Regions from separate parts of the Homo sapiens genome. Here regions 2 and 3 are each linked to region 1. A link is an interaction called in ENCODE POLR2A ChIA-PET data of the cell type or tissue named here. Cell type or tissue: CD4-positive, alpha-beta T cell. All regions are shown on one strand. Links, peaks and the distances in the headings refer to the core of each region. The heading gives the core; the rest is flanking DNA.

The links. ChIA-PET counts read pairs that join two places held together with the same protein. Peaks named below come from ENCODE experiments on the same cell type or tissue, not always from the same donor. Only the 100,000 strongest peaks of a DNase experiment are listed, where the experiment ranks them.
Region 2: POLR2A ChIA-PET joins it to region 1 with 18 read pairs; 4 of 35 experiments call an interaction of 5 or more read pairs at or near these places.
Region 3: POLR2A ChIA-PET joins it to region 1 with 13 read pairs; 3 of 35 experiments call an interaction of 5 or more read pairs at or near these places.

What each region holds. Positions count from the first base shown.
Region 1 is chr1:229,125,248-229,131,805 of GRCh38, reverse strand. The region is part of intron 1 of LINC02815 (long intergenic non-protein coding RNA 2815); the gene reads left to right. Among named protein-coding and RNA genes, the nearest start is that of LINC02815, 26 kb to the left of the region's middle. RefSeq lists an enhancer at 1,490-1,784. In CD4-positive, alpha-beta T cell, for the core only: no CTCF peak of the experiment used is centred there; DNase peaks (open chromatin) are centred at 1,415 and 2,365; H3K27ac peaks cover 224 bases.
Region 2 is chr1:229,055,953-229,062,510 of GRCh38, reverse strand. No RefSeq gene overlaps it. Among named protein-coding and RNA genes, the nearest start is that of LINC02815, 95 kb to the left of the region's middle. RefSeq lists enhancers at 2,042-2,541, 3,169-3,669. In CD4-positive, alpha-beta T cell, for the core only: no CTCF peak of the experiment used is centred there; DNase peaks (open chromatin) are centred at 4,040 and 4,290; H3K4me3 peaks cover 520 bases; H3K27ac peaks cover 907 bases.
Region 3 is chr1:229,250,928-229,257,485 of GRCh38, reverse strand. LOC102723935 (a long non-coding RNA gene) reads left to right here and starts at 788. Exons shown (of 3, transcript XR_426935.4): 1 at 788-1,199. It overlaps LOC124904540 (a long non-coding RNA gene), which reads right to left and starts at 4,136. Exons shown (of 2, transcript XR_007066924.1): 1 at 4,004-4,136. It overlaps TMEM78 (transmembrane protein 78), which reads right to left. Exons shown (of 1, transcript NR_172940.1): 1 at 5,676-6,558. RAB4A-AS1 (RAB4A antisense RNA 1) reads left to right here. Exons shown (of 2, transcript NR_149313.1): 2 at 1-594. RefSeq lists enhancers at 2,840-3,713, 3,714-4,588. In CD4-positive, alpha-beta T cell, for the core only: no CTCF peak of the experiment used is centred there; DNase peaks (open chromatin) are centred at 3,695 and 4,045; H3K4me3 peaks cover 764 bases; H3K27ac peaks cover 1,930 bases.

The sequences.
Region 1 (6,558 bases), core at 1,301-3,800:
AGCAGGCAGCCCTCTTCCTCTGAATGTCCTGCGTTAATTGAAAACCAGAGGACTTTGATCACTGAGGATTGTGTTGCATAACTGGTTTCAATGCACCATTGTTTTCCTCCCTGGTTTTTTTCCATGATGGAAATGATTTGTTTGCCACACTGGGCAGGAGATCATATTTAAATGTTTCTTGGGTTTGATCTCCAAACAGGGGATTAACTAATGCTTGTGCTAAGGTGCAGAGTAGTGGTAAACAGATTTAATAAACTCTAAGTATGTAAGCTGCTGTTGAGGGCAGGGGTAGTCTAAGATGTGGGCACCTGCTGGTTTCCAGCTTGGTCAACACCAGAAAGTGTCACATTTTGTACTTAAAAACTCAGAGGAGTTTGACAGCAGAAGAAGCCAGGGGTGAAGGTGGAGAGGCTGAGAGCCAGGTGTTTCCAACTTAGGTCTGCTTTTGCCATGAACCTGGGCAAGTGATGACAGGTTCTAAAGATCTTCCAAGTGTTCAAGGGCAGAGATGGGGAGGAGGTGGGGGGCCACATTTGCTGAGATTCAGACATTTATGGAGTGCTCCTAAGAAGGGTAATGAACGCCAAGCTACCTGCTCGAGAGAAGGAGATTCACGTTTCCTCTCTTTGCTATGGGAGTGAACAGAGACCATGATTGCTTGCAATAGGAGCCTTCATAACCTCTCTGCCCTTCACCGACGAAAGTGGATTCTATCTTTGCCAGCTCCATTTCTGGGCTTTTACAATTTAGAATCAGGGCAAGGGAGAGAGAGAAAGAGAAATGGAGATTCAAGCAGGCAAGTGGTGGGGAGACAGCTGGGAATTACAGAAGAAGAATCAGAGACTTCCTTGCAGGAGAGAATTAAGAGTAGAGGTTAAATAAAAGAAGCAGAAGAAAATCAGGCACCCACATGGGCTGCCAGGAGGCAAGGCTTTGCTGGGAGCAGAGAGTAAGAGAGAAGTTTTGGAGAATCAGTGAGAGAGCTGGAAAAAGAGGCTTGAGAAAAGTTTTGCTGCATGTTAAACTTCACCCTGTGGTGTGCCTTGATAATCTAAATAGTAATGGAATAGATTTTCATGAACATTTCCAGTAAAACAGACTTTGAGTTGGTGCGTTTTGGAGCCTCTCTGGAACCTGAGATGCTCTGAAGCCTGGATCGCTATGGAAGTAGCCTGCTGGGGGGTGGAGGTTGGCACAGGGGATGCCAGGCAGGTGGTCACCCCCCAGGCCTCAGCTTACCCATCTGTAGCACTGTAAGGACCCTGCCTGTTCCATCCTGTCTTTGCGCTTCTCAGCTCTAGCTTTCTCATTAGGGTGCAAGCTCTTCAAGGCAGGCCTATGTCCTCATCCCCCTGTCCCTCCCACTCCCTGGTGTGCACAAGAGAGGTCAATCGCTCCAGGTCTGTGAGGCAATAGGGTAAGTGTCACGGCCAGCACCACCCCTTCTTCTCCAGGACGGGAACCCTTCAGCCATGTTTCTTTTGAAGCTTTCTTTCCCCCTTTCCCCTTCATGCGTCTCCCCAGATGATGGGCTCACCAACCACATCCTGAGTCCTCTGCACAGGAAAGCAAGAAGGGTTGTTTTCACCCCAGTGCCCTTCCCTTTCCCTTCCCCCACCACCAGCAGCTCAGAAGCCAAAGTCCCCTGGAAATAGGTCTCTGCTTCCTTTGCTAACTCGTGGCTGATGGGCGTGTGTGGCATCCACCCCAGCTTCCTCCTCTGTGCCATTAGTTCTGCAACAGCTGGAAAGCAAGTCTGCGCTTCCCAGCACCTTTGCGCTAGGATTCTGGATGTGATGTGGGTTCTGCCAATCAGATTAGTCCCATTTTTTCTGTCACGAGACTAAATTTGAGGCAGGGTTAAGCTGAGAGACAGAGGCAGGGAGGGACGCACCCATGTAGGGGCAGAGCTCCTAGAAAAAGCATTGCAGTTTTAGCCCTGGCTTCCCGGTGTGACTGGGGCCTCCCTAATTGTAGCAGAAGGCAGGTCCTTCCGCATCCAGCCCTGTGGCGTGGCTTTGGGAAGCGAACCTGCCTCCTAATGATTCCGGGAGTCATGTAATTCCCCATGAGCACTCCCTTTCTGCTTTCAGAAAGACTTGTCTCTCTGCTGCTGAGTCCTGCCTGACACCTACGAGCACCCTGGTTGGGTGGGCAGCTGCAAGAGGCTGGCCCCCCATCCAGAGGAGGCTTTGTGACGAGGTCCTGGCCATGGGCAGGTCTACAGAAGTTGCTGGCGGGGCTTCTGGGGACGAAGAAGCAACCCCAGCTGGCTGCTCAGCTCCTTAACTGTCTGCCATTTGCCCTCTGGGATGTGGTCTCGACACCTCAGCTTGAGTGCTAAGAGGCAAGCAGCAGAGGAGAACGTGGGCTCAGGTGTCCCGGCAGGAAGAAGAGCACCCGGGGCTCTGCGGCTAAGGTGCTGCCGCCCTGCACTTGTGTGGGAGCCCCTTCAGAGGCTGCCTCTCTCTTCTACTTCCCTGATCCCCTCTCCTGCCCAGCACTAGGGAATCTTTGCTCGTTGGGTCTTTTATTTTTAGCTACACGGTTCAATGAAAGCCTTTCTGCTTTCTCTGCATTGATTTTGCAGAACAATCCAAGGGTCGGTCTGATGCTTTTATGGCTCAAATTTCCTGGGGTTTATTTTTCACGAGTAAAAGTAAAAGTTAAAACTCCTGTTTGTACCTTTAGATAACTAGCTTACCGTGGTGTGGACGGGTAGAGAATGAGGGAGACGGAGAGACTTTGGAGTCAGACTGAGTAGTTTTAATCTGGGCTCCATCACTTACTAGCTGTGTGGCGTTGGGGGAGTAAATAAGCCTCTCTGAGCTTCAGTTTCCTCATTTATAGATTAATAATAGCAACAATACTCAGCTCATAACCACTCAGGTTGTTTGTGAAGTTCAAATAAGGTAATGCTTATAAAACTGAGAGGCCAGGTGCGGTGGCTCATGCCTATAATCCCAGCACTTTGGGAGGCTGAGGCGGGCGGGTCACGAGGTCAAGAGATTAAGACCATCTGGCTAACACGGTGAAACCCCGTCTCTACTAAAAATACAAAAATTAGCTGGGTGTGGTGGCGGGCACCTGTAGTTCCAGCTACTCGAGAGGCTGAGGCAGGAGAATCACTTGAACCCAGGAGGTGGAGTTTGTAGCGAGCCAAGATCACGCCACTGCACTCCAGCCTGGCAACAGAGCAAGACTTCGTCTAAAAAAAAAAAAAAAAAAAAAAAAAGACTAGTTCATGATACTTATTAAGAGCTTAATTTTAAAAAAACAAAGCTCTTATTGTAATTACCTTTAGTTTTTTCATTTATAAAGAGGACAAAGAAAATCAGCATACACGCACACTCACTGATATAGAACTGGCTCCAGCGCAGGGAGTTCTATTTTAAGCAGGCCCAAGTGGGCCTTGTCTCTACAAGTCAATAGCAAAATAGAGGGTAAGGGGAGATCTGAATGGTTCTGGGAGCAGCCGGGGAAAGCAGAAACCAGGTTCATTTAGAGAGACGTGGGAGGACGAGCTTCTGTCTCTGGGTGGCCTCTCTTCCTCTCTGGAAACTTCTTCTGCAGCAGATGGGCTATGCAGGATTCCCTCTCACCATGCACAGGCCGCAGCAGGCTGGCCCAGGACTCCCACTTAGTGCAGATTTTATGTCTGTTAAACACACATGACCCTTCTTTGGGACAAAGAAATTCTGGGTTTAATAGAGGCTCATCATCAGGCTAAAAACAATCTGGTGAGGCCACAGTTGGGTGTATGAGGCTCTTCTTGGTCCATGGCAAGGAAGGAAAATTCACTCTGCCCACTGATTATATAGGCCGCAGAATACTAGAGATTTGGGTGGTCTTTTTGTTTTACAAAAGTACAGCAGGCCACTTAGAACAAAAACATGGACTAGTTTAGGACTGGGGAGAAGAAATACATTTTGGTTCGTCTAAATCTCCTAGAATTGTTTTCTCAGCTTCTTCTAGATCCATACTCATTTCAAACTTGATCTCTAGCTTGAGAATTTTTGAAATGTAGCTGAATCATTTGAATCCATCCCCCATGTCGACAATCTGTAACTCAAAACTTACCCATAACACAAATAAGTATTTGCAGAGGGGAGGTTCAAGAATGCTTAAAAGTTTAATTGAAGGCTTCCCTCATTGTTCACAAGTTTGCTTTGGGGTTCACTGAGAAGAATTAACATTTGTGGATAGTGTGGGCATCAGAACTGGACCTCTTTCATACAAGGCTTTGATGCCTCCAGCAACAGAATGGCTGTCTGTAGTCCGCTTGGCTGTGGCTCTGAGTTTGAGGGCTGGCTCCAGGCCTCCTGGGGCTTCCCCATCCCTGCACCTTCCCACTAGCCACTTCCTTTGTGGTTTCCAACGTGTCCTCTCTCAGAGTGCTGCTCAAATCTGTTTTGATTGGGGTGGTCAGTTCACAAGTTAAGAATGTGTACATTTGATCAAAACTTGTTCTGCTCCCATCTTGAAAACTTCTAAGTTCTGATGTCTGTCATTAAGAACTATGTTCATTGTATTTGATAGTACAATAGGAAAATTACAGTTAACAGTTGTTTATTGTAAATTTCAAAGTGACTAGAAGAGAAGAATTATAATGTTCCCATCACAAAGAAAGGATAAATGTCTGAGCTGAGGGATATCCCAATTACCCTGACTTGATCATCACACACGGCATACAGGTATCAGAATCTCACACGTACCCCCAAAATATGCACAACTATTATATATAAATTTAAAAACTATAATAAAAAAGAATTATGTTCATTGAAATTAATTTTGAGGGAATTTTGTCTCTGTTGCCTGACTAAACCTGCTTAGTCAAAATATAGCCTTATCTTTAAATTTCTTTGCCCATGTATGTTCTTCAGTTAATTTTTTTAACCTCATTTCCCTCCACATCACCTTCCCCCTCCTCTGCTAACTTGTCTTACGTGTGCCACCGCCTCCATCTTTCTTCTGACCTTTTAGTGGAGGCATCCTTATGCATTTTGTTTCTCATCTTATATCTGATTTATAAAGAAAACCAGTACGGTCACACCCTCTATGCTTGCCTGAGTTACCACCTAGCAAAGTGATGTATCCCAGAAAAACATCTGAAAGTAAGTTTTCAGGTCCCTTCAAGGATTATTTTGTCTCTAGTTACAGCACATGGATCCAGATAGCAGATGAAATACATTTCTTTTCTTCGTGCTTAAAAACACTAACCGCGGCTGGGCAAGGAGCCTTATGCCTGTAATCCCAGCACTTGGGGAGGCCAAGGCAGGTGGATTGCTTGAGCTCAGGAGTTCAAGACCAGCCTAGGCAACATGGTGAAACCCCTTCTCTACAAAAATTACAAAAATTAGCCGGGCGTGGTGGCAAGAGCCTTGTAGTCCCAGATCCTCTGGAGTCTGAGGTAAGAAGATCGCTTGAGCCTGGGAGGCAGAGGTTGCAGTGAGCTATGGTGGTACCACTGCACTCCAGCCTGGGCAACAGAGACCCTGGCTCAAAAATAAAAACACCAAACAATTCCCAGTGTAAAAAAAATAAAAATAAAAACACCAACTGCATCTTTCTTTATTTGATCTTATAGTCATGCTGACCCTCCGTCTAACTTTTGTCTGTTCTCCACATCCCACATCTCCTAATTTTATTTGTCTAAAAACTTCCCACAGGAACATGAAAACATGAGCTCTCAAGATGTCCATTGGTTTAGGGAGGAGAAGCTGGCTGAGAGGATAGAACATAGATGAAGGTGTAGAGAACAGCACCACTTCCAGACTAAGACTTTGGATTCAGGAAAAAAAAATGTGGGTTCTCCTTCCAATTAGGGGGCATGGCAATGAGTGGGAAATGCGGCTTCTTTAGGGAAGGAGCCAAAGCTTCCTAGCTTTATAGTTTGGATAGAACTAAAATTAAGATTTCAACTGGGGGCAGTAGTACCCAGGTCTTGGACGCTCAGTGCGGCCTCTTTGAGGGCCAGTTTTCCATTGCACACCATGGGAGTGACCACATTTTGATTCGGGGCTTGAGTAGTCATTTCAGACACATTTACCAGGTGTGTGTTGTGGATAAACCATATGGTGTTTAACACAAAGTATAGATGTCCTAGGCCTAGTGCCCCTCAGGGAATAAAAATAATAATAACAATAATAAAAATGAGATGATGAAGCAAGTTCACCCACAATTATATTCCAGAAAGGATATAACCACCAAGACAGAGATCCCAAGAGGGGAAGCGGGTGTTTGGAAATGTGGCAGATCACATCCTTTTGAGGGCAGAAAGGAAGATAATTCTAGAGACCCAAGAAAGCAAGATAGGAAGGATTAGTTTTCCCAGCACAAATTTTGGTAGTTGAGGAATTTATGGGAGCAACAATAAAGCATTTAAAAATCCTGGCTGTATCGTTCAAAATCGTATTACTTGGGTATCTATTCTACAATACATATTTTACTTAATGAAAAAATGAGTATCTCTATAACTGATTTTAATAATAATTAACTACAGGGCTATTTTCAATTCTGCTGCTCAAGATGACGGTTTTGTTAGGTCAGCTTTCTCTC
Region 2 (6,558 bases), core at 2,765-5,264, 71 kb after region 1:
CCCTTCCCAGTGCTCCTGCATGCCAGTGTCTGCGTCTGAGGGCCCCACATCCCCGCAGGTCCCGATTTGAGGGGCTAGCCACTCCCTTGGCTTCTGTTCCAGATTACTTAGTAGAGTTATGACACTCCTCCTGGCTGCCAGCTGCTGGCCCGAGCTTTGGGATGATCAGCTGAGGTCCTGGCACCTGGCCCTGCCTATGTGTTGGCAGGGGCATCCTGCACTAGCAGGCCACATTAGGGGAGGCTGCCCACCTCTCACTGCCCATCCTGTTGTAGCAACCCCCTGCCCCTGGGAGTCAGGCTCAGTTCTCCTCCCTTGGGCTCTACTCAGGTGGGCACAGATGAGAGGGCACTTCAAAGGGCACAGGAAAGGGTAATGGAAGGAAAAGTGGGCCTGGAGTGAGCCCAGAGTCCCAAAGCCCTCTGTCCCCTTCGATTCTTTGTCTGCACAGGAAACCAGAGGGTGAGAAGGACAACTAGGGATACGGGCTGACTGCGATTGTGAAGACCACGCTTGCCCACTCCCCAGGCTGCCACTGAAGGGCCAGGCCTCTTAGATGAAGGCTCAGAACGTAGGAGCTGAAAGAGACCTCAGCTCCTCCCCTGTGCAGCAGTGCTCAAGTGCTCTACCCAGCCTTGTGTTCAGGAGCCGCCTGCAGGTGCAAGGGAAGGAAAGGGACACCCTAGACAAGGCTGGTCAAGGTTGTCCACCCCACCTCCCCTTTGCTGCCAGAGTATTTCTTTCTTATCTGTTATGTGTTTGGGGGTTGTGTGCAATTATTTCACTTACTAAAAAGGATCCCACTGGTGGGAGGAAAAGAGGACTTGAAAGCCACTGATCCAGGACAAAGCCTTCCTTTTATACTTTTTTTCCTTCCTTCCTTCTTTCCTTCCTTCCTTCCTCCCTTTTTTCCTTCCTCCCTTCCTTCTTTCCTTCGTTCCTTCCTTCCTTCCTTCCTTCCTTCCTTCCTTCCTTCCTTCCTTCCTTCCTTCTCTATCTTCTTTCTTTCTTTTTCATATAACCCACAAACATCCTTCCATATACTTAAATTTTTTTCCAGACGAGGTTCTGCTATGTTGCCCAGGCTGATCTTGGATTCCTGGCCTCAAGTGATCGTCCTGCCTCAGCTTCCTGTGTAGCTGGGATTACAGGTGCCTGCCACTGCACTCAGCTTCTGTGTTTTGAACAGGCTCCATTGGTGATGCAGATGCTGCCTATGGGACCTGTGATGGTTAATTTTATAAGTCAACTTGTCTGGGCCATGGTATCCAGATAGTTTGTCAACTATTATTATTATTATTTTAATACAGCATTAAATTTTAATTTTTAATTTTAATTTTTTTTGAGACAGGGTTTTGCTATGTTACTCAGGCTGGAGTGCAGTGGTGTGATCATGGCTCACTGCAGTCTGGACCTCCCAGGCTCCAGGGATCCTCCCACCTCAGCCTTCCAAGTAGGTGGGACCACAGGCACGTGTATCACCACACCCAGCTAATTTTTGTATTTTTGGTAAAGACGAGGTTTCACTATGTCACCCAGGCTGGTCTCAACCTCCTGGGCTCAAGCGATTTTCCCACCTCAGCCTCCCAGTGTGCTGGGATTACAGACGTGAGCCGCCACGCCTGGACAGGTCAAATATTATAAATTTTTCTGTGAAGGTGTTTTAAATGAGATCAACATTTAAATCAGTAGACTTTAAGGACAGCAGATTAGCCTCCATAACACGGGTGGGCCTCATCCAAACAGTTGAACACCTTAAGAGAAAAAGACTGAAATTTCCCAAGGAATATGGAATTCCTCCAGCAAACGGTCTTCAGTTTTGAACTGAAACTCTTCCCTGGGTTTCCTGCCTGTCCACCTGCCCTACAGACTTTAGATCACCCTGGCCTCTACAGTCCTGTAAACCCATTCCTTAAAATAAAGTTTCTCTCCCTCTCTCTCTTTATGCACACACACACACACACACAGAAACACACAGACACACAAACACACACATACACATACACACAAACCCACACATACACACACACACACATGCACACACATATACACATACACACAAACACATACACAGAAACACACAAACATAGCACACACACATACACATACACACACACACAAACACACAGACACACACACATCCTGTGCATTCTGTTTATCTGGGTTCAAACTCCAGCTCTTCCACTTACAGTGAGATTTTAGACAGGCTATCTCAAATCTTTGCTTCTGTCTCTGTAAAGTGGAGATTATACATTTAGTCCAGTGCCTGGCACTTAGGAAACTATTAATAAATTAGAACTCTAACCTTCATCAGGCCATGATGATTATCATAGTAGCACTGGGAAAAACTGTAAGAAGTCTTGCCCTTCCTGTTCTTCAAGAAATCTTGTCTCTATCCCTCATTCTAAGCAGTGAAAACCTCACCTTTTCTTGAAAATCTCAAGGAAATGAGATTGTACAGACATCCTCTGCTGAGCACAGCAGCCCTGCCCGGCACGTGAGGGCCCGATGGCCCCAGTCCCACCTCTCCCCTCACTGCCGGGCAGCAGGGAGGAAGCAGCAGAAAGCGTTTCCCAGTCAGGACACGTTTGTTGTCAGCTCTTTCCTGGACAGAGCCAGCTTTTCCTTCTTGTTTTACTTGGCATCGATCTGTGTATTATCTGTGCAGTTCTCTGGAAAAGAACAGAAAACCAACTTCCTATGTGAATAGCCAAGAGCACTGACCTCTCTGATCTCTGGCTGTCTTCAGGACTAACTCAGAATTCCTGGCTCCTCCTGTCTCTGGCCAGGGAGGCCGCCTGAGTTGGTGCACAGAAACCTCAGCTGGTATCGGGAATGTTCTGCAGGACCAAGGGTGGTTCCAGGGTTTTTACATAGAAGGGGCTTGAAGGCAGGAGTTTGGTTGAAAGAGAAATTGTCCTATAATTGTATTTGCAGCACAAACACAATGGTTTTATTTAGAAGGCATATCACAGAGCATGAGGGTGACAAACTGGCCAGTGGGATAAATCTGTCCCCCTACCTGTTTTCGTAAATGAGGTATTGTTGGAACGCTTCTATGCCCTTTCTATTGCCTAAGACTTCTTTCGCATTGTAGCGGCAGAGCGGAGTAGTTGAAACAGAGGCTGTATGTGTGATCGCAAAGGTCTAAAATACTTACAATCAGGTCCTTTACAGGAAAAGTTTGCAAATCCCTGTAACACAGCAATAAAACAGCACATTTTAAAAAAAGATGCTACATTTATAACAATGTGCGTAAAAATAAGAAACTATCCTTTGCTCATTTCAAATCATATTTTGGGGATGTCTCGGTGGGTGGTTTAATGAGGCCCCTGGGTGGGAAGAGGAGTGTAAATTTTCCTAAGTGACGTTTGTGCTGTGACCATGGAGACACTCCTTCCTCAACCCAGGTCCTCTGAATCTCACAGAATGCCAACCTGTGGTCTGAGTTTCTGCTTTGTTTTCAGGTTTTGGCCTCTGCCCAGCAGCACAGACTGTCCTCTCACCCGGGTTGTTTTTTCAGTTTTTCTTGCATCGTGGCAGCTATGGAAAACGGCATTCATTATTTGTAAAAGGATGCGGCTGCTCACGGCTGAGGAGACAGCCACAGGAGCTGTCCCAGACCCCATCCCCAGGACTGAGGCATTGGCCTCTGCACACGTGAAACCCATTAGCAGCCCGGAAGACACTGCAGCGGAGGGCTGGGAGGCTCCCGCTGGTGAGCTTCCCCTTGTTCCTGGTGACAGCGCTCTGGATCTGCCACTCAGGGTGTCAAGGAGAGTCGGTCACACTTTCCTGTTCCTGCTCCAGGATGGGGCCTCCTGTCCCCCAGGGCCCCAACCTTAACAAAAACCTGAAGGAGCATGCTAGGTCCTGGTTGAGTTGTTTTCTCCTATGTTTCATTTAAGCCTAATTAAAGTTCTGGTATTAGGCCAGAGAGATATGATACTATTAGCTATGTTTTGTAATGGAGGAAATGGAACCTCAGAGCACTGCGGCAAGTTGCTCAGGTAAATGGGCTCTGAGCCAGAGGATCAAGTGCTGGCGGTGTGCTGGCAATGCCAACAACAGGATCTCCTTGCACAGCAGGGAGTGGGGAAGCCTCATCCACAGCATCTGCCCCAGCCCTTGAATAAATCCCCTACCCAGGGGGCTCACCAACCCCGGACTAGGATCCCTGACCCTCTCTGGGCCTCTATTCCCTGACCTGTGGGTTGAGAAGGTGTAGCGCCTGGAGCTGCGGAGCAGACCTGCACAGGAAGTGCTTTAAAAGCCACAGAACCTTTAAAAGCCACAATCTTAGACGGCGTGGGTCGGTGCCAGCAGAGTAGGAGCCCCAAGCATGAAAAGACCTGGCACATCCCACCTCGGTCACCCATGTGCGACTAAAAGCAGATCCGACACTAAGCCATATGTTTAAGAAGGCGTTTTTCTCATGATGCCTATGTAAATCATCACATAAAAAAAGTGTTGGGCTCCCTATCTTGCTATTGCCCTAAGCATGTTTTTGGCCTTTCCACTGGGTGACCCAGCCTGGGGACAATATGTTTGAGAAAGATAGGTATCTTGTAGCTTTCAGGACCCAGCTGGAAACTTTAGGAGAATTAGGGGTATCCAGTATCCAGGTTGGAGTAACTTCAACAGCCTGGGACTGAGTTTAGACAAATGGCCTGCAGAATTGTACCTAACTAGCTGTGTAATCACTCATGAATTGTTTTCTGAGCACCTCTGGCAAGGTGCTGAGGGGGAAGAGGTGAGATGCTTGTCTTCTCTGGGGCTGGGGATGGAGTGAAAGATGCATGTGGCAGAGGCCACTTATGACCCAGGGAGTGCTGCTGCCATGATACCTGGGCAGCATCCGAGGGCCCATAATGGCCAAGTGTGCTGTAAGGGGGTCAAGAGATCACCGTTGAAGTTGGCAGCTGTGGGAGGCTTCCAGAATGGCAGATGGAGCTGGGCCTCGAAAGGCAGGTGGGATTCCAGCAGGTGAGGACGGAGGCTGGACCAGCACTCTCAGGGATCCATCGAGTGGTTTTTCCTTTCTCTGTTTCACTTGGATGCCCTTGATTCTCACTTCCATTTCCTCTCCTGGTTTGACCCCTGAACTACATCCACAGGTGAGAGGGCAGCCTTGACTCCCCTGTTCTGGGACTGGTTATTAGGCTTGGTAGGGGTGGAGAGGAGGGTGGCTTCCTCCCAGAGGCAGTAGTAATATACCCAACCGACACTCCAGCTTTCCTTAAAGGCATCTTCGCATCCCTTTAATGAGTTCATTTTTCCATTATGTAGCCTAGAGGTGTGTGATTGGTTAAAATTCAAAGAACTAGTATTTGGCCACCTTTTAGCACCATTTAGCAATTATTTCAAATATGTTCCTTTAGAATGTGCAGGTGCTTGTTAAGAGTTCTTTTCAGCAAAGATCCTAACACAACCGGAAAAGTCCTCGTGTAATATCCTGTTACGTTCTCTAGGTTGATTTTACATTCTGCCTATATGACTGAACACATTTCCAATGCAATTAAAAAATAGTTTGCAACAACTCAGTGGGTGCTGATGTGCAGCTTCCTCAGTTGCCTGGCCCATCATTTTCATCAGGTTACTCTTAGGGCGTTCTGTGACCCATAACACTAAGGCTATGTGACCCATAACGTAAGACCAAGGCCTGCTGGCCTATAAGGCAAGGTGCTGTTACCAGCTTACTTGATGCCCCTGGCTCATCTTAGACTTGAGGTCTCCTAACTCCTTGCTTAGAACACTTTCACAAGATTCTTTTGTCCCCTAAACAAAACAAAACAAAACAAAACAAAACAAAAAACAACCCAAAACCAAAAGCCTTGAGACCTCACTTTTTGATTTGAATTTTTATTTAACCTAATGTCCTTTTATCTCTTAATAGTTGGCTCTGGAACCCACTATGCAGCTGAATCCTCTTTCGTCAGCCCTTGTGTTTGTTGGTATAATTTGGTGTAAAGGAAAATAAAAAACTCTCAGGACCCCCGAAGTCCTTATGCAAAAGGGAAGGTTAAGCCTGGAGACGGAGTCACATAACACTCCCTTCCAAATGAAGAGCTGTTACCAGCATTATGTGGTTCCCCTCTGGAAGGTAAAAGTCCTCAGACATCTACAAAGGACTACCCCACAGACCATTCATAAGTAAATTCTTTGCTAGCCTCCTATAAATAAGCACATGTCAATTGTAACTTTGGATCTACAGTCTAAGGCTAGCGCCAAAAACTAGTCAGTTCATTCTGTATTGATAATGTGAGTTACAAGCTTATCTTCCCAGGTGCAGAACATAGACAAGATGAGACCAGTCATTCCTCCACCTACCCAGAGAAGTCTGCATAATCAGTTCTTCATTTACTCCCTTTTTTCTCTTCAAACATTCCCTTTATCTTATGTAAAATATAGATTTAGTGAGCACTAATTAAAGTCTTACAAGAATGTGACCATTTACCTTACTGCCTACCTGCCTGTCTTCCTACCTGCCTTCCCCCCTTTAAGGAAATGTACAAAGACTAAACCTTCTGAAAACCTTTTTAGAAAAAAACAGCCACA
Region 3 (6,558 bases), core at 2,703-5,202, 120 kb before region 1:
CCGAGGAATGCGCAAGGATTGCCAGCAGCCCCCAGAAGCCAGGAGCGGGACATGGAATAGAGTCTCTCTCAACCCCTCAGAAAGTTCTAATCCTGCTGATGCCTTGATTTTGGACTTCAGCGTCCAGAACTGTGAGATGAGATATGTTTGTTGCTTAAGCCTCCCGGTTTATGCTGCTTTGTGATGGCAGCCCAAGCAGACGAATACAGAAAGAAATGGGGATTTGAGTTGGAAGAACTGCTTTGAGTCCCAGCTACCACTTAGTACCTGAATGACCTTGGGCAAAGAAGTTCAATTTTTCTGAGCCTCAGTTTTATAAACTGCAAAATGGAGAAATACAAAAGTAACTGTTCTCCTGCCTCAGGATCCCTGTGAGGATGAAGTGTGACTATGTGTATAAAAATATTTTGTTTATTGTACAGCACTGTGTACTGCAATCTTATTACACAAAGAAAGGAAGGTGGGAGGTAGTAGAGCGGAGTGATTACAAGCTAGGCTCTGGCTGGGCACAGTGGCTCATGCCTGTAATCTCAGCACTTTGGGAGGCTGAGGTGGGTGGATCACCTGAGGTCAGGAGTTTGACCTGGCCAACATGGTGAAATCCCATCTCTACTAGAAATACAAAAAAAAAAAAAAAAATTAGCCAGGTGTGGTGGTGGGTGCCTGTAATCCTAGCTTCTTGGGTGGCTGAAGCAGAAGAATCACTTGAACCTGGGAGGCAGAGATTGCAGTGAGCCAAGATCGCGCCATTGCACTCCAGCCTGGGCAACAGAGCGAGACTCCATCTCAAAAAAAAAAAAAAAAAAGCTAGACTCTGAAGTCAGTTTGCCAGGGTCTGTGAGTGGAAATGTTACAAAGAAGCTTCTCATGAAAACTTGACTCTCAAATGAGCCAAAGGCAGTGATGCCCAGAAATGGAGTTGTGGTAACACTTAAAGGAATGTATCAGTTGTCTATTGCTCTATAATGAACCCCAAAACTTAGTAGCTTCAAATGATTAGCTTATTCTTTCACACGGTCTCCGTGGATCAGGAGTCAAGGGCAACTTAATTGGGTGCTTCTCACTTGGAGTCTCTTGTGAGACTACAGTCACCTGAGGTTTAGACTGGGGCTGGAGGACCCACTTCCCAGATGGCTCACCCACCTGGCTGTCGGCAGGAGGCTGCAGTTCCTCTCCATGTGGTCGTCTTCACAGGTCTGGTGAGTATTTTTACAATATGGCATCTCCTCATTCTTTCCACCTCCCCTTCCTGCCCACCTCACCATGCCCAATGTATTTTTTCTCTTGTCAGTGATTCTCAACCTGTATGGAGTCACAGGCTCACTGTGGCCTAATGAAAACTAGGGACTCTTCCTGAGTAAAGTACACATATGCATTTACACAGAATATTCTAGATAGAATTTCAAGGGGCTCCAAGGTTAAGTACCAATTGGATCCACAGAGAGCTCTGTCAAACGTGAATCAAATTGTGTAATTCCCTGTTTGAATCCTTCTGTGACCCCCACTGTCCATAGGATAAAAAACTTCTTTAGCACACCATGATCTGACTCCAACTTACTTTTAATAACAATAACCTTATCATCACATGGAATGTCTTCTACATGGCAGACACTTTTCACACTTTCTTCCTAATTCTTAGAAGAACTCTGCAAGGAGTGGATTTTATGATTCCATTTTAGAGATAAGGAGAAGCTCAGAGCTGAAATCTGGCCGATTCAGCACCTGCCTCATCTCCCCCACACCCCCAAGTGAATGGTTGAGTTTAGGGGAGCCCGGATTCTTCTGACTCTGAAGCTGGCATCCCTCCAGGCCTGGCCACCCCGCTTTCTGCCCCTTCTTGTCTACTGCCAGGCACGCTCCTTTCTGTTGCTTCAGAACCACTCATCATTTCCAGACATGCTGTGGGTTTTGTGTAGGAAGCTTTTTCTACCTTAAAGGTCCTTTCTTCCCATCTTGTCCTCCTCCTCCAACCTTCTCTAATCATTGTGCTCTGATATCCTATTCCTTCTTCAAGACTCAGGGTGTCATTTCTTCCATGATCTTTTCCTGAACTATGACTTTCCAGTGCTCCTTCACATATTCCACGGCAACCACCAGGCTGTGTCATAATTTCTCATGTACTCACCTATATACTTACTACCCCTAGACTGTTTCTTGAAGGCAAATATCAGTCATGCCTTTCTAACCTTTTTATAAATCTAGCTTTTCATAGGATAGGTGTTCACTGTATATTTGTTGAGTGAGTGAATGAATGAATGAATGGCATTTTCTGTAAGAATTCCCCCTAGCATGTAAATTATCCAGCTTTTGAATAAATGTAGCTAGGATCTAGGGCTTCTTGAGGCTTCAGTCTTTTTAGGATATCTCTCATGAGCCTAGGGGTGGCAGTGTGATGCCACACCTGAAAATACTCTGCCATTTTCAAAGCTTTAACATTTTGGCACCCAAGGGGAGAAGCCACAGAGTTGATCTGTGCCTAGCTTTTGTAGTTAACCTGTCTCATTTGAACAGGCAGGGAAATTGACACTCTGAGAATGAAAGTATTTCTACCCAAGGTCTTGTCATTTAATGTTGTGCTGAATAGGGACCAGGAGCTGGATGTCCTGAGCTGCGTGTTGAGATCTTCTCCCTACAGACAATGTTGAAGACTTGTAAAGGTTCTACCTCTTTGAAATTTTTTTTTTTTTTTAAGATGGAGTCTCACTCTGTTGCCCAGGCTGGAGTGCAGTGGCACTATCTTGGCTCACTGCAACTTCCACCTCCTGGGTTCAAGCCATTCTCCTGCCTCAGTTTCCCCGAATAGCTGGGATTACAGGCATATGCCACCACGCCTGGCTAATTTTTGTATTTTTAGTAGAGACAGGGTTTCACCATGTTGGCTAGGCTGGTCTTGAACTAACGACCTCAGGTGATCCGCCCATCTCGGCCTCCCAAAGTGCTGGGATTACAAGTGTGAGCCACCACGCCTGGCCTACCTTCGAAATCTTAAAGGGCAAAGCTGACTTCAAACAGACTTCAAGCAGTTGTTTTGGTATGGCTCCATTTTAATAAGAAAAAATATAAATATGTAGATGGATACATCGACAAAGTGGTAAAAGAATATGCATCAAGTAATAACTGTTATCTCTGGGATTAGATTAAACTTATTTATTTATTTATGTATTTATTTATGTATTTATTTTGAGATGGCATCTTGCTCTGTCACCCAAGCTAGAGTGCAGTGGCACATTCTTGGCTCACTGCAATCTCCGCCTTTGGGGTTCAAGAGATTCTCTTGCCTCAGCCTTCCAAGTAGCTGGGACGACAGGCGTGTGCCACCACGCCTGGTTAATTTTTGTATGTTTAGTAGAGAGGGGGTTTCACCGTGTTGGCCAGGCTGGTCTCGAACTCCTGGCCCCAAGTGCCTGCCTGGGCCTCCCAAAGTGCTGGGATTATAGGCGTGAGCCACTGCACCCAGCCTCTGGGATTTTAAATTATTTTTATTTACTTTTTAATGTATGTTTTAAAATCTTTCTATAAGGTATATAAATTACATATTCGATTTTTAAAGCTTCTAGTTGTTAAAAGAAAAATGCCCTGTGCATAAGATAAGCTATCACTGTAATTTAATTTTCTGACTTTTCTTTCTGAACACAGATAAAATCATGCCTATTTTGCACTTAACACAGGAAGTGGTTTCTAGAGTAGCAGAAAGTCTCAGTGACTTCGAGGTACATAATTCTACCTCTAAGGCAGCGTCATCAAGATTATATTTACATGTGTTTAGTTCAGTGAAGTAGTTGTCTCAGGTGCTTGTTTAGATCTAACATCTTCAAGGAATGTCAGGAAGCCTAGAGGCTGAAGAAAGATGCAGAATATTTTCTAAATGTCTGGCAATGAGGAAAATCCGTCAGTATTTTCCTTGTGATTAACTTGTTGATGGATTTTCTTTTAAAGAAGTCAAGTAAAGAGAAACTATCCTAAGGGAGCGGGAACAAAGGCGGGACTATTCTGACTCACTCACCTCTGTGTTGATGGTGCCCTTTGGCGTCAGTTTCAAAGTAATTCATTCACATCTGCTCGGCAAGTACACATTGCATGCTCATTAATTCCAGGTGCTGTTAGGGTTCCCGGGGATGCAGCAGTAAAGAAAGCAGAGTTCCTGACCTCATGGAGCAATACTTGCATGTGGGAGGAGACAGATGTGGCAAATAAGTAAATATATAGCACATCAGCGGTGATAAGTAAGTGAAAAAAACGAATGGTGAGGGGGGTTGGGCCTGCCTGGAGGGCGAGAGGGCGGGGGAAGCCATAGTTCTGCTTTCAGTAGGGTGCCTGCAGGATTCTTCCATAAGGAGACATTTGTACCCAGACCGAAGGGGAAGGGAGGGAGCAAAGGTTGTGGTATCTGGGGGAAGAGCCCTCCAGAAGACAAAGACCCTGAGATGGGAGCATACTGATGGGGCCTGCAGGGACAGCAGCCGGGGCAGGGAGATCAATGGAATGGGGAGTGAACCAGGCTGTGTAGGGCAGAATATGGGGTCTTGTAGGCCACTGAAAGCATTTTTCTATTTTTAAATTCTGAGTGAGACCTGATGCGATTAAGGGATAGGGCACAAGACAGTTACTAACAAGAGGCACTAGGATGCTAAAGACTCATGGAGACTAGGCTGTAAGGGACAAAGTCCAGACGTGGGGAGCCATTAGGGGCTGTTGCCCATCCTGAAAGATGATAGAGGCTTGCGGGGGATGGGGAGGGAGGTGACAGGAAATGGCTGGATTCTGGATATAATTGAAGGCAGAATCCACTGGATTTGCTGGGAGATGAAGAGTGGGGTTTTTCCTGAGCAGTGGAGTAGATAATGGCTCTATAATCAGAGAAGGTTTTCGGCAGATGCGTTTCAGTTATCTACTGCTGAGTGACAAACAAACCAACCATCCTGCACTTAGTGGCATGAAACATCAGCAATCATTTGATTTGCTCACCAGTTGCAGCCTGGGCAGGGTTCGATGGGGACGGCTGCAGGTGAGATTAGTTAGGGCAGCTCAAAGGTTGGCTGGAGCCATCTGAGGCTTGTTACTCACACGTCTGGCTGTGGATGCTGGCTGTCAGCTGGGCCGTCAGCTGCGATGTCAGCCAGAACTCCTGCACCTCCTCGTGTTGGGGTTCACTCCCTCATGGCATGGCGGCTGGGCTCCAAAAGTGGCCTCCCAAGAAAACAAGATATGAAGCAGGTGACATTTTCATGCCTTTGCCTCAGAACTCCCATAGTCTCATTTCTGCTGTCCTTTATTGCTTGAAGGAGTCACGAAGATTGGTCCGAGTTCAAAGGAAGGAGACACGGACCCTGGCCCTGGATGGGAGGGTGTCGATGTCACATTGTAGAAGAACATGTGGGATAGGAGGTATTGTGCCCATCTTTGGTCAATGTCGTCTGCCACGTGAAGGATGCAGAAATCAAGATTTGTAGAGCATAAGCTGCTTGTTAACTATCACAGAGGGATGTTGAGTTGGCAGATGGATGTATGAGTCAAGAGAGGTCAAGGTTGGGGAAATACACGTTGGAGGCTTTATTATACAGTTGATATTTAAAGCCACCTGGAATGAGGAGAGACGTGGTGGTGGGAGGAGGAGGAGGAGAGGAAGGAGGATCAGGATAAGAGAGAGTTTATTAAGCATTGCATTTTTTTTTTTTGAGATGGAGTCTCGCGTTGTCACCCAGGCTGGAGTGCAATGGCGCCATCTTGCCCCACTGCAACGTCCGCCTCCCAGGTTCAAGCGATTCTCCTGCCTCAGCCTCCCCAGTAGCTGGGATTATAAGCACATGCTGCCATGCACAGCTAATTTTTTGTATTTTAGTAGAGACGAGGTTTCACCGTGTTGCCCAAGCTGGTCTCGAACTCCTGAGCTCAGGCAATCCACCTGCCTCAGCCTCCCAAAGTGCTAGGACTACAGATGTGAGCCACCGTGCCCAGCCACATTGCATAATTTTTATTGAGTAGCTCTATACTTAGCCTCGTGGGAGGTACTTTGCACAGCTTAGAGCAAGATGAAGGCCTCCCTGCCCCAGCCCCAGCCCACAGTGAAGCAGGCCTCACTCTGTACCACCATAGAACTCGGCTCAGTTTCTGACTCTGTATTTTTCTCTTGCTCCCCGTGCCCCTGGTGCTGGAGCGCTTAATTAGATCTAACAAGGTCTCTTTTGTCCTTGTGCTTTGGAGTGTCTTCAGGCTTTCCCTGGATAATGATAGCCAAAAGTATTCAGAGTTTTAGAAAACCTAAAACCTAAAACCTTCAAAAGGGCAATGTTGAGAAATAAAGAAATGAATTATTCCATTGTTAAGCAACTCATGTCTGAGTAAGAGAAAACTTGAATTTATGGTGGTTAAAGTATATGTGAGATATTAAAAACAAAAGAGAGAGAGAAAGAAAAAAAACCCAGAAAGCCATTTTTTGATCCTCAAGAGATCAGATGAAGTTTCTATGTGAAGCATTGAGAGATCTTTATTTTATGATAAGGCTAAATGCCAGATTGTCAAAAAAAGGGTCAAATATAAACTTCTTTGCATAATACGTAA